Regions from separate parts of the Homo sapiens genome. Here region 2 is linked to region 1. The links are chromatin loops, found by intact Hi-C in ENCODE. Cell type or tissue: GM12878. All regions are shown on one strand. Each heading gives the region's core, and the rest is flanking DNA. Links, peaks and the distances in the headings are about the cores only. Region 1 has its middle 19 kb from the start of LINC01247. Region 2 has its middle 130 kb from the start of GRASLND.

Region 1 (5,381 bases), core at 110-5,109:
TAGGACATTCTGGGAAAACTCATAATGTCCTCAGCGATTTACAGAGTTAACTTGAATCTCTGTGACACCGAGGCTCCTTTAATCATAAAGTCAGAGTGAGATGATTGGACCTCTCAAAAGTACAAATGTTGCGAGTCTGCTTTGAATAAAATATACCTTCGATAGTTTCCATTTAATATAATATTACATTCAAGAATTAAGAGACTCCTGAATAATTTATCATTTTGCAAGTATAAGTGATCACTAATAATATTGCATTGTTATTTATTAACATTTATGCCCACCACAATTCTATTATGTAAATAATATAACAGATTATCCAACTATATGTTTAATACTGTGGGTATATATTACTAATAGCTGAGCATAATATGACTTGATGCACAGTGAGGAATGAAGATGAATGAGAATTCCAGCCTAGGGAATGTTTTATGGATGAAATGTACATTAGATATTTTGAGGGAGATGTCTAGGCAATATCAACACTGGATTTTGTTTTCCCGGGACAGGATTAGAAAACAAAGCCTGACTTGTATGACAGTCATAACCAGTTCTGAAAATGCACAAAAGCACTATTAAGGCCAAGTATGGACTCTAGATCATCAATGCTACCTAGTTGTCATTCATTCATTCAGTCATTCATTCGTTCACTTAGGACATGCTTATTTGTCATAGGCTGGTCATTAAGAATATAACAATCACCAAAAAAAGATACTATCAGCCAGGTGTGGTGGCTCATGCCTATAATCCCAGCACTTTGGGAGGCAAAGGAGGGCAGGTCACCTGAGGTCAGGAGTTCAAGACCAGCCTGGCCAACATGGTGAAAGCCTGTCTCTACTAAAAATACCAAAAAATTAGCCGGGCGTGGTGGGAGGCGCCTGTAATCCCAGCTACTCTGGAGGCTGAGACAGGAGAATTACTTGTACCCAGGAGGCAGAGGTTGCAATGAGCCAATATTGTGCCATTGCACTACAGCCTGGGCAATAAGAGCAAAACTCCATCTAAAAAAAACCAAAAAAACAAAAAAAAGATATTATCACCAACAAATACTCAACAAAAAAACCCTTACACAACTAAGGAGAAAATCCCCCACTGCAATGAGGAAAATGAAGAAAGTGTTCAGGGGAATTGTGGAAGTTCCATTTAAAAAAATTGCAGAAGTTCAGTGTATAAGCTGAAATGTGAAGGATGGCTAGAGATGAATTATCAAAGAATTAGGGATGACATGTTCTAGGCCTGGGGTTGGACACAGTATTCCTTATTTTTATGAGGTAGATTCAGACAGATGTGTTCAAATACTACTTATTATCTTTGTCATATTAGACACCTATTAGCTTTGTCATATTAGAAATATACTTAGCCTGTTAGCGTTTCAAGTTCCAAATATCTAAAACAAGGTTAATAATTACAATCTTAAAAAACATCACAGAGCTTTAAAGAAAAAAAGATGTGTAAATTTCCCTACTATAACGTCTGCACATAGTAGGTACCCACATAATAAATGCTGATTACATATATTACCTTTACTTCCTCATTTTTACTTAACGGGATCCTACCCCTACCTCACTCCACATTCTCCTTGACTCTATCTTCTCACATAAACTACATGTATCACATTTTTCTGAATGTAAGATAGGGAAATTTCTATTATCTCCTCTTTTTGGGGGTTTCAGATTAATCTAAAAAAAGGCTTGATAACAACAAAAATTCTTGACTTAAAGAGAAATTCATTGATGTTAATTACAACACAGGACACAATCCCACCTCCCTTGGTGCAAATAAATCCTCCCTGAGGTTTGTGATGAAGTCTGCCTGCAGTATTTCCTCTGCAGCAGTGGAGATCTATGCCAAGTGAGAGGGAATTTTCCCATGTGCTTCTCTCTCCTGGCCATTCATCACCTAAAGGATCCTCTCCAAGCTTCCAAGGGGCTGATTGAGGGCCTGGGGGAAGGTGCATCTACCCAGTGTGGGCCTCCATCCAGTGGTGTCTGATAGCCCTGGGCCAACTGCCCCCATCTGGTCCTCGGCCTGCTGACTGGAGGGAAGTGCTTCACCAGGATAGAGTCTCAATGATTTAGGATGATCAGAGTCATACTCACTCAAATCCCAGTTGTAATAAGGGGGCCACTTTCCTCCAGCCCTGCCCCAGCCTCTGAGTGTGAAAGCAGGTTCTCCTTCTCCCTAGGGCACATCCCCCTGGGGGCCCCTGCCAGACCTGCCGTGTCAGGCGGACTCCATTAACCCTGGTGGTCAAGAACTTCATCAGAGTCTGAGCCAGGGGAGAGCCAGCCTTGGAAGCTGCCTGGCAGCGAGCCCAACCCCCCAAGAGCTGCAGAGACCCCCATAGAGCCAAGACTGAGAAAATTGGACACAACGAAGAGTGAGCCTGGGTTCTTTTGCCTTTGATTTGATGGAGAAGGACATCTGCTGGCAGGAAATCAAACTCAGTATTATAGATTTCTCTTTACAGAATTTGGAACATACCAAACCAAAGCATGTCACACAGTTGGATGGCCTCTCGCTGCTTGGGAGGAAAAAATGAGGGGGCTTTGGATGACCCAGAAAAAAGGGTTGACCTCCAGGCTGCTCCATTATAGTAAAAAGTGATTTTGATGAAGGCAGACTCTGCAGGTCAGAAGGGGCACTTGTCCTGGTACTGCATCCTCAAGTGCTTCAAAATGTTATAACTTGATTCATGACTTTTTCAGCTCTTTTTGCTGTACTTTTCCAGTACTTAATATAGTATATTTAAACTTTAAATAATACGGTTGCTTCCTGCCATCACTTTTCTCCTATTCAGACACTGGTGCTATCCCATTGTTCTCCGTGTTCCTTCTTGGATCTAGAGCGGCTCCTACTTATAATGAGGCATAATTGGTGTCACGTGTCTTCAGGCACACGCAGGCTGCACATGTGCAAGAAAAATAGTTCTCACAGCAATCCTCTCCTCTGCGTTCATTCCTCATCATTTGCTTAAGGGAAATCATGCCCTAAACCAGGTCTGAGGGAAACCTAGGAGAGATGTTGCATCTATTTTGGCAAAAACTCAACTGTTTTATGGAGACAGCCAGGCAGTCATTTTCCAACACAAGCCCAGGTATGGCCCACACCATCAGCCTCTCCTGTTTCTCACCCAAGGACCGCCTTGCCTGTCGACTTTCAGTCTGTGTCCCTGAAATATCTTCCCCTCCCCCAAACCATTTCCATTTGGCCTGGCCAGGCACTTGGCATTGTCTACTCAAATGTGCTGACACTCAGCGATTCCCTCAGGTTTCAGCCACTCTGATTTCTGTATGCCTTGAAGTCATTTATGAGAACGTCTAAAATGTTATAATATTTATGAAAATATTTTATACAAATTGTAATATTCTCTCTTTTCTGATTTCCAGATAGTCACGGTTGTCTGTCCTCTTCTCTTTAGCCCCGCGCCAGGTATCCCCCTTGAGACTGCACTTCTCCTCCTGAGCCAAAATGCTTGCATATTCCCATGGGTCCTTCAAATAGTGGGGATTTCTGAGAAACCAAACAAATTGATGTAGTAGCTTGAGTATGGGAGCCAGGACAGGGTTGTCCAGGGAAAGGAGGGAATTATAAAATGCTGATGCTGTGCTCTAATGCTTGAGCCCCTCCAAAATGCACATAGAAACCAAATCGCTCTTTGGTGGTGCTAAGAGGGGAGGGCTTAAGGAGGTGATGAGGTCCTGAATTCTACTCTCATGAATAGAATTCTATTCTCATGAAGAGAATTAGCGCCCTTGTAAAAGGGGTTGCAGGGAGCCGCCTTGTCTCTTCCACCACATGAGGACATAGCAAGAAGGCACTGTCTAGGAAGCAGTTTCTTAGCTTAGATTCCCAGAGTCCGAGAAGACTTAGCACAACCTTAGGGAGCAAGATTGAGGGAAGAAAAGAGGGCAGCAGAAGAGAAGACGTCAGGATGAAGGTGCACTATGAAGCTGGAAGCCACTGAGTGCAGGCAGGTTGCCAGGTGCCTGGGGAAACTGACGCTCTGGGAATTGTTTCTCAGCACATTCCTTTTCAAAGAGAATAAAGGAAGAGTTTATCCATCAGATATATGTAGCCCCCCATTTCCGGGTTGTGCACTTGTAGCCCCTCACTTCTGGGTTGTGCTAAGCAAGGATATTTTTGGCGTGCCAAAATTGCAGCATCAAGAAGGAAGCCGAAGGCAGGAGGTGAGAGGCTAACGCATCCAAGAGGTGGGATTCTCTCAGGAACACACACATAAGCTCCGTGATGGAGCCAAAGCAGGGACTTCTGTCGATTCCTCCCTTGTGATGGAAACTGCAGCCCTGATAGCACACTGCAAGAGTTGCTCAGGTCAAAGGGCGCATCCCCCAATGTGCACCGGGGCAGCATGTGACTGCCGGACAGTGGCTATGCTACAGTAAACTCTGGCTCAGCCTGGCCCTCTCTTTCCTACCCAGTTCCTTCCTTGTCAACACTGCCAGTACCTTCCCCCTGTCAACCAGGTTAGCACAGAAACTGTGATGAGCACTTCATGCTTTGTTTCTGTCTTCAGTAAGTTTTACGTCATGTCATTCACAATATGAGGGAGTGTATAACCAATAAAGATGCCAAGACAATCCGTCCTAAGTGCAAACTGCCTGGCACAGGAGTCAGACTGAAAGCATTCCATATGGGCTAAGGAACTCATCAGGAGGAGGGAAATAAATCCGAGAGTTCCTGTTCCCTCTAACACCGATCAGTCTAGAATCCCAGAAGGCAAAGGGCAAACTGTGTCCCTCCCGTGCATTTTTGCACTCTGTGTATTTTTTTCAAAATATTCATTTCTGATAGTTTAATACCTAAAGATGATTTCATTTATTGCAGTGCCTATAAGCAATATCAGAAAAGCACAACCTGACCTTTTTAAAATAATTTTATCTCTGGGCTATGTGATGTGGAAATGAAAGGAAAGCTCATTCCAGAATATAGGAGAAATAGGTAAGACTACTGTCCTTTTGGTGTAACCATATGGCTTTGTCAGTCACACAGTCTGATGACGTCAGCGCATTTCATCTGAGTACCCAGTGATGTGTCGTGTTACCTCTGGCCACCAGACAAACATCCCTGGCCACACAGGGCTGACACAAACTTCCACTCTGGGCTCAAGGTAGACGCCCTCCATTGCCCTCCATTCTAAGGATGAAGAGGTTTGGAATTCAGGGATAAACTGGAAGCATGAAAAATAAGCAGCTGGAGGGAGCCCCGTCAATGAAGAAAGAGTTAGCCCTGGGTGGGGGTGGGAATAAGAGTTTCAGGCACCCTCATCTTATAGACAGGCACCACAACAAATTCTCCGAATTTGCATTGCAGTTCTTCAAAGGATTCCTCCAGTGATATCAGAGTTAGAAGGTTTTCAG
Region 2 (5,381 bases), core at 152-5,151, 700 kb after region 1:
GTGGAGATAATTGAACCATGGTGGTGGTTTCCCCATATTGTTCTCGTGGTAGTGAATAAGTCTCAGGAGATCTTATGGTTTTATAAATGGGAGTTCCCCTACGCAAGCTCTCTTGCCTGCCGCCAAGTAAGACATGACTTTGCTCCTCCTTCACCTTCTGCCATGATTGTGGGTCCTCCCCAGCCATGTGGAACTGTGAGTCAGTTAAACCTTTTTTCCTTATAAATGCCTCAGCCTTGGGTATGTCTTTATTAGCAGAGTGAGAACAGACTAATGCAGGTCCTCTTCAGTCTCTCGTGGACACACCTGGGGCCTCCTAAAGTATCTTCTGCTCCCAGCCTCCTCCCTTCTCACCATTCTGTTCCTGGGGCATTCTCTGTTTCCATCTTGTGATGCTTCTGTTGAAAACCATTGAGAGCCTTCTGCTTCCTGTGTCGTTAAATCCAAATTCTTCACCGTTGCCTATATTTCAGTAGCATAAATTCTCTCATATACCTTTAAGGGAATGGAGAGCAACAGTCTTTTGAAAGACAAGCAGATTCTTGGCTCCCTCACTGGCCTCCATGGGGAAGACTTAGGACTCTGTATACCAGCATTGGAGGGGAATGTCGAAGGGAACGGGAGCTCCCAAGGGAGGAAGTGCTGGAATCCCAGTGCTGTCAGGACCACTCAGACCCCGTCTATATTTATAAACAAGGAGAAGCTCAGTGAGGCAGAATGCCTCGGGTGCAGTCTTGAAGCTAGTTCCTGGCAGGGCTTGGACTGAAGTTTAGATCCTCCCTTTTCTTCATCAGTGCCTTGGTACCACACCACACAGACCAATGCAAATGCACGGAGACATCACAGTCTAGTGCGGCAGGCCGGAAGGTGATGATCACACTCCACAGGTGGTAGCAGAGAGGAGCTCCACCCCCTGCAGGAGAAGTCAGAGCAAATTTCTGGAGGAGACGGAATTGGGGTCGGGGATGGAGAGAGCAGGGGGTTGCTCAGAGCACAGATTGGGAGGGAATGCCACCACACAAACACACCCATGCAAGTAAAGCCGCAGACGCCCCAAGAGAGCTTGGCAAACCTTCAGTGCAGAGCTGAGCTCCAGTAGGGTGAGGGGATTGGAGGTGGAGCAGGTGGACGGGGTAGAGCGGTAAGGGACAGAGGGGATGCACTTTTTAAGGTTTAAGCCAGGCTGGAGGATTTCAGGTTAAGGTTGGTGCTGACACAATAAGATATGGGATTTGCCTACGCCACGGTAGCTGCATGTAGGGGAGCTTGGATGCAGAGGATGAGGGCCAGGACATGAGGTTAGGAAGCCGCCAAAAGGAGCAGCGAAGAGGAGATGGGGGTCTATGCCCAGCCTGTGGAGTGGAAAGTAACAAGTATCAGTAAAAAGACAGTTGAGGGCAGGCACAGTGGCTCACGCCTGTAATCCCAGCACTTTGGGAGGCCAAGGCGGGTGGATGACCTGAGATCAGGAGTTTGAGACCAGCCTGGCCAACATGGTGAAATGTCATCTCTACTAAAGATACAAAAATTAGCTGGGCATGGCGGTGGGTGCCTGTAATCCCAGCTACTTGGGAGGCTGAGGCAGGAGAATCGCTTGAATCCAAGAGTGTGGCTCCCAGATGAAGATGTTCTGCCCTGGCTGCTCCACTCCGGTCTGGTCTGGCTGCTTCAACCTCATGGGATCTTCCTGAGCTTAGTGCTGACTTCCAAGAGTATCAATGAATCCCCCAGTATTCAGAATAACCCAAGGACACCCTCACCCAGGTATGCCCAATTCTCACTCATATTACTCCTCCCTTAGTCCATCTTAATTAGAATGCCTAATTGGAAGTAACATAAATACCTCCAAAATGCCCTATTGCCTCTGTAGCTGTGCCCTGGAGAGAGGAACTCATAAGTTAACAGTCCGTGGTGTCACTCAGAAAGCAGGTGGTTTATACCTTGGCATCACCTCACCTTGATTCTGAACCAGAAAAAAAACAAAACGCTGGCCGTGGCAAACATGAGAAAAGGCTGAGATGATGAGAAACCTTTTTCCTTTCTTCTGTGGTGCTTCACTCCACCTGGGAGCTCACTGCCTAGCATCTAACATGAGGAGCCCCGGCACTTTTCATTTTCTAGTCCTCACAAAAGTGCTACAAATAAATATTATTTTGTGCCCATTTTATAGATCAGAAAACCTAAGTCTCAGTTAAGTTCACCTGCTCACAATGAAAATTAGTGACCCATGAAGCCAGAATATGAGCTGTCCTGTGGCCTCCAAGGATGGTTCTCTCCACTGAATCATTGTGTTGGCTAGTGCCTCTTCTGAAACAGGGCTCTGTAGAGGCAGCGAGGGGTCATTATTTTAAGAGAGAAGCTCAATGTGGTTTAGAAAATGTGTTCTGAGCCTCACCCATGCATGCATCCACCCAGGCTCCCCAGGGACTCTTGCAGTCTGTCCCCAGTCCTGTGTTTCAGAAGGGAAGACTCTGGCTGTGACCCCCATGCTGAGAGCATGTTTTAGGTTTCTGTTGTAACATGGGGTGGGGGGGAATCACTCGTTTACCGAGGACCTTCCTGTTCTCTGGAAATGCTCAGCTTGTATATGAAACAGAAGGATTCCTGCACAGGAGCCCCCCTTTCCAACACACACACACACACACACACACCATTTGCATATGTAATATTTAGGCAAAGCTGGGAAGTTTCCTTTATTTCGCTTTACAATATTTATTTCATCATTTGTCTTCTTTCTCCTGCACTGCATTAAGTATCTCTTGAAAATGACTTCTGTGAAATACTTCCATATGTGTTTAAACTTCTACAACATAATTTTTCAGTTCTTAGTGAAATTGTGAAAGTCAGTTTAGATATTTGCAACTGGTGATAAATTATTTTATTTGATTCCCATGTTATTTTCTTCTCTGGCTGGTATATAATATAAGAGTTGGAAGGAATCGCAATAGGCATCTATCTACCGTTTCTAAAAATGTGGTTTTAGACCAGAAGCATGAGCATTGCCTGAGAATTAGTCGTAAATGTAGACTCTCAGCCCCACCTCAGACCGAGTCAGAACCTGGATTTTCAGAAGATCCCCAGGTGACCAGGATGCACATTATATTAGTTGTTTATTACTGTATAACAAATTAGAAAAAATGTAGTACCTTTAAATATGTTTATCTCCCAGTTTCCATGGGTCTGAGTTCTCTACTCAGGGTCTCACAAGGCTAAAAAGATGTCAGCTGGGCTGTGTTTTCATCTGGAGGCTCAATGGGGGAATTATCGGTTTTCAAGTTCTTTCCATTTGTTGGCAGAATTTATTTCATTCTGTGTGACTGTGATCTCAATTTTTTGTTGTCATCTGGAGGCCACCCTTGAGTGTTGGAGACTGCCTACAGTTCCATGCCATGTGGGTTTCCTTAACATGGATGCTTATTCATCAAATCAGCAAAGAAAATTTATTTCTAGTGTATGATAGCAAGGTAAAGGACTATTTGTTTTTGTGTATATGTATACATTTGTAAGGTACATGGATATGCTTTGGTTAAGAATTAGGCTGAGCAGATACCCAGACCTGCCAGACTCAGCAGGATTGGTGCACAGGTGCACACCTCCACTTGTTATATAACCTGTTTGTGTAAGCTCATACTTGGCTGGGAGCCACTGTCATTTGAGAAAGATATAACTGCCCTGCCGATGCCATACAGGTGCTCTTGGGCATGGCTTGACATGGCTGTTGTGCAGGCACTGGTGCCCAGAGAGAGAAGCAGAGCTTGTCCATCTTGTAGACAGACAGGAGCCAGTGCACAGCTCAGCATGGCATGGCATGGCTTGTGCTTGTGGCCAGAGAGAATCAGCTAAGCTGCTGACCCTGAAGGCAGGGGAGAGCCGGCTGCTGCTAACCCTGAAGGCAGGGGAGAGCCAGCTGCGCAGTTGCTTGTGGGAGTGGCCAGCTCAAGCAGCTGAGACAAGGCAGACAGTGTGAGAAAGCAGCTGATGAGAGAACAGTGTGAGAGAGCTGTTAATGAGAGACAGCCGCTGAATAAAACAACATTTCGCCTGCCTACGGCCCCGCAAGTGTTCTTTCAGCCATCACCCACTACCCTGGACATAACATTCATATCATACATGCACACACATACATATACATACATATGTACATATACACAGAGATATATAATCATAGGAGTGACATCTTTGCCTTGGTGAGAAGTTGCAAGTCTTGCCCACACTCAGGTAAGGGAATTATATAGGGTATGGGACACAAGAGCTACCCTAGGATTTTTCTGTCATGCAAGTTAAAGTCTGAGAAATATTGGGCAAATCCAATCTGTTGCCAAATCCCTCATAGGTGCTAGTACCTAAAGCTTTGTGCCACGGTCTGAATGTATGTGTTTCCCCCAAATTTATATGTTGGGACATAAGACTCACTGTGATAGTATGAAGGGCTCAAGGGAAGTAGCTAGCCCTTTTTGCCTTCCGTCTTTTCCACCATGAGAGGACCACAGCAAGGGGCACCATCTTGGAGGCAGAGAGCTGTCCTCACCAGAACCACACCTGCCAGTGCCTTGATCTTGGACTTCCCAGCCTCCAGAAATAAATTTCTGTTCTTATCAATTACCCAGTCTAAGGTATTTTGTTATAGCCGTACAAGCAGACTAAGACACTTTGCTTCTGTACCAATTTTCCTAAGTGACACACATTGGTTTCTTGCTCCCCTCATTTGATTTTTAACCACTGTCCCTAGCTCCTACACCACTGTTCCACCCAAACCTCTCCTGCTGAAGCCACTAGTGACTTCTCTGCCACCATGCCCTGCAGTTGCTTTACTCTTCCTGATGGCTTCTCATCAGCATTGACAGGCTGGCACCTCCTCTTTGAAATGCTCTCCCTTCCTTTACTGTCCTGTAGCTCTCACTCTCCCAGTTTCCTTCCCACCTTTCTGGCAATTTTTTTCTCAGCCTGCTTTGTGCCTTCTCTTCTCTTCTAAGCTTTGCAAATGATGGAATTATTCAATCCTGAGCCTTGTAGCTCTTCTCAGTAAGCTTTCTTTTCCAGGCAATGCCCCCAACCTACCCAGCTGAAACTGTTTCTCTGAGCTGCAGTTTCACACACTGAATGGTTCATGCTCAGTATTGCATCTTGATTTGGTCTCAAAAGTTCTTAAAATTACACCTGCTCCCAAATTAATGTTTGAAACCATTATACCACCTTTAGCCTACTCCTTCCCTGCAGCTCCATAACTTAGTACTGACACCGCCATCCTCTCCACTGTTCCTTCTCAAAACCATTCTTGACACTGACCTCTTTAGCACTCACACATCTAATCTTTCACTAAGTTTTCAATTTTACCCCTAAATACCTCCCCAGCATGTTTATATCTTACCATTTGCATGGCC

The links. Peaks named below come from ENCODE experiments on the same cell type or tissue, not always from the same donor. Only the 100,000 strongest peaks of a DNase experiment are listed, where the experiment ranks them.
Region 2: it touches region 1 in a loop (4-fold over the local background); 1 of 110 quality-filtered maps calls a loop at or near these places.

Annotation. Positions count from the first base shown.
Region 1 is chr2:6,354,145-6,359,525 of GRCh38, forward strand. No RefSeq gene overlaps it. Among named protein-coding and RNA genes, the nearest start is that of LINC01247, 19 kb to the right of the region's middle. In GM12878, for the core only: a CTCF peak has its summit at 2,436; no DNase peak of the experiment used is centred there; H3K27ac peaks cover 696 bases.
Region 2 is chr2:7,050,212-7,055,592 of GRCh38, forward strand. It overlaps a transcript of RNF144A not described here. Among named protein-coding and RNA genes, the nearest start is that of GRASLND, 130 kb to the left of the region's middle. In GM12878, for the core only: no CTCF peak of the experiment used is centred there; a DNase peak (open chromatin) is centred at 2,370; H3K4me3 peaks cover 343 bases.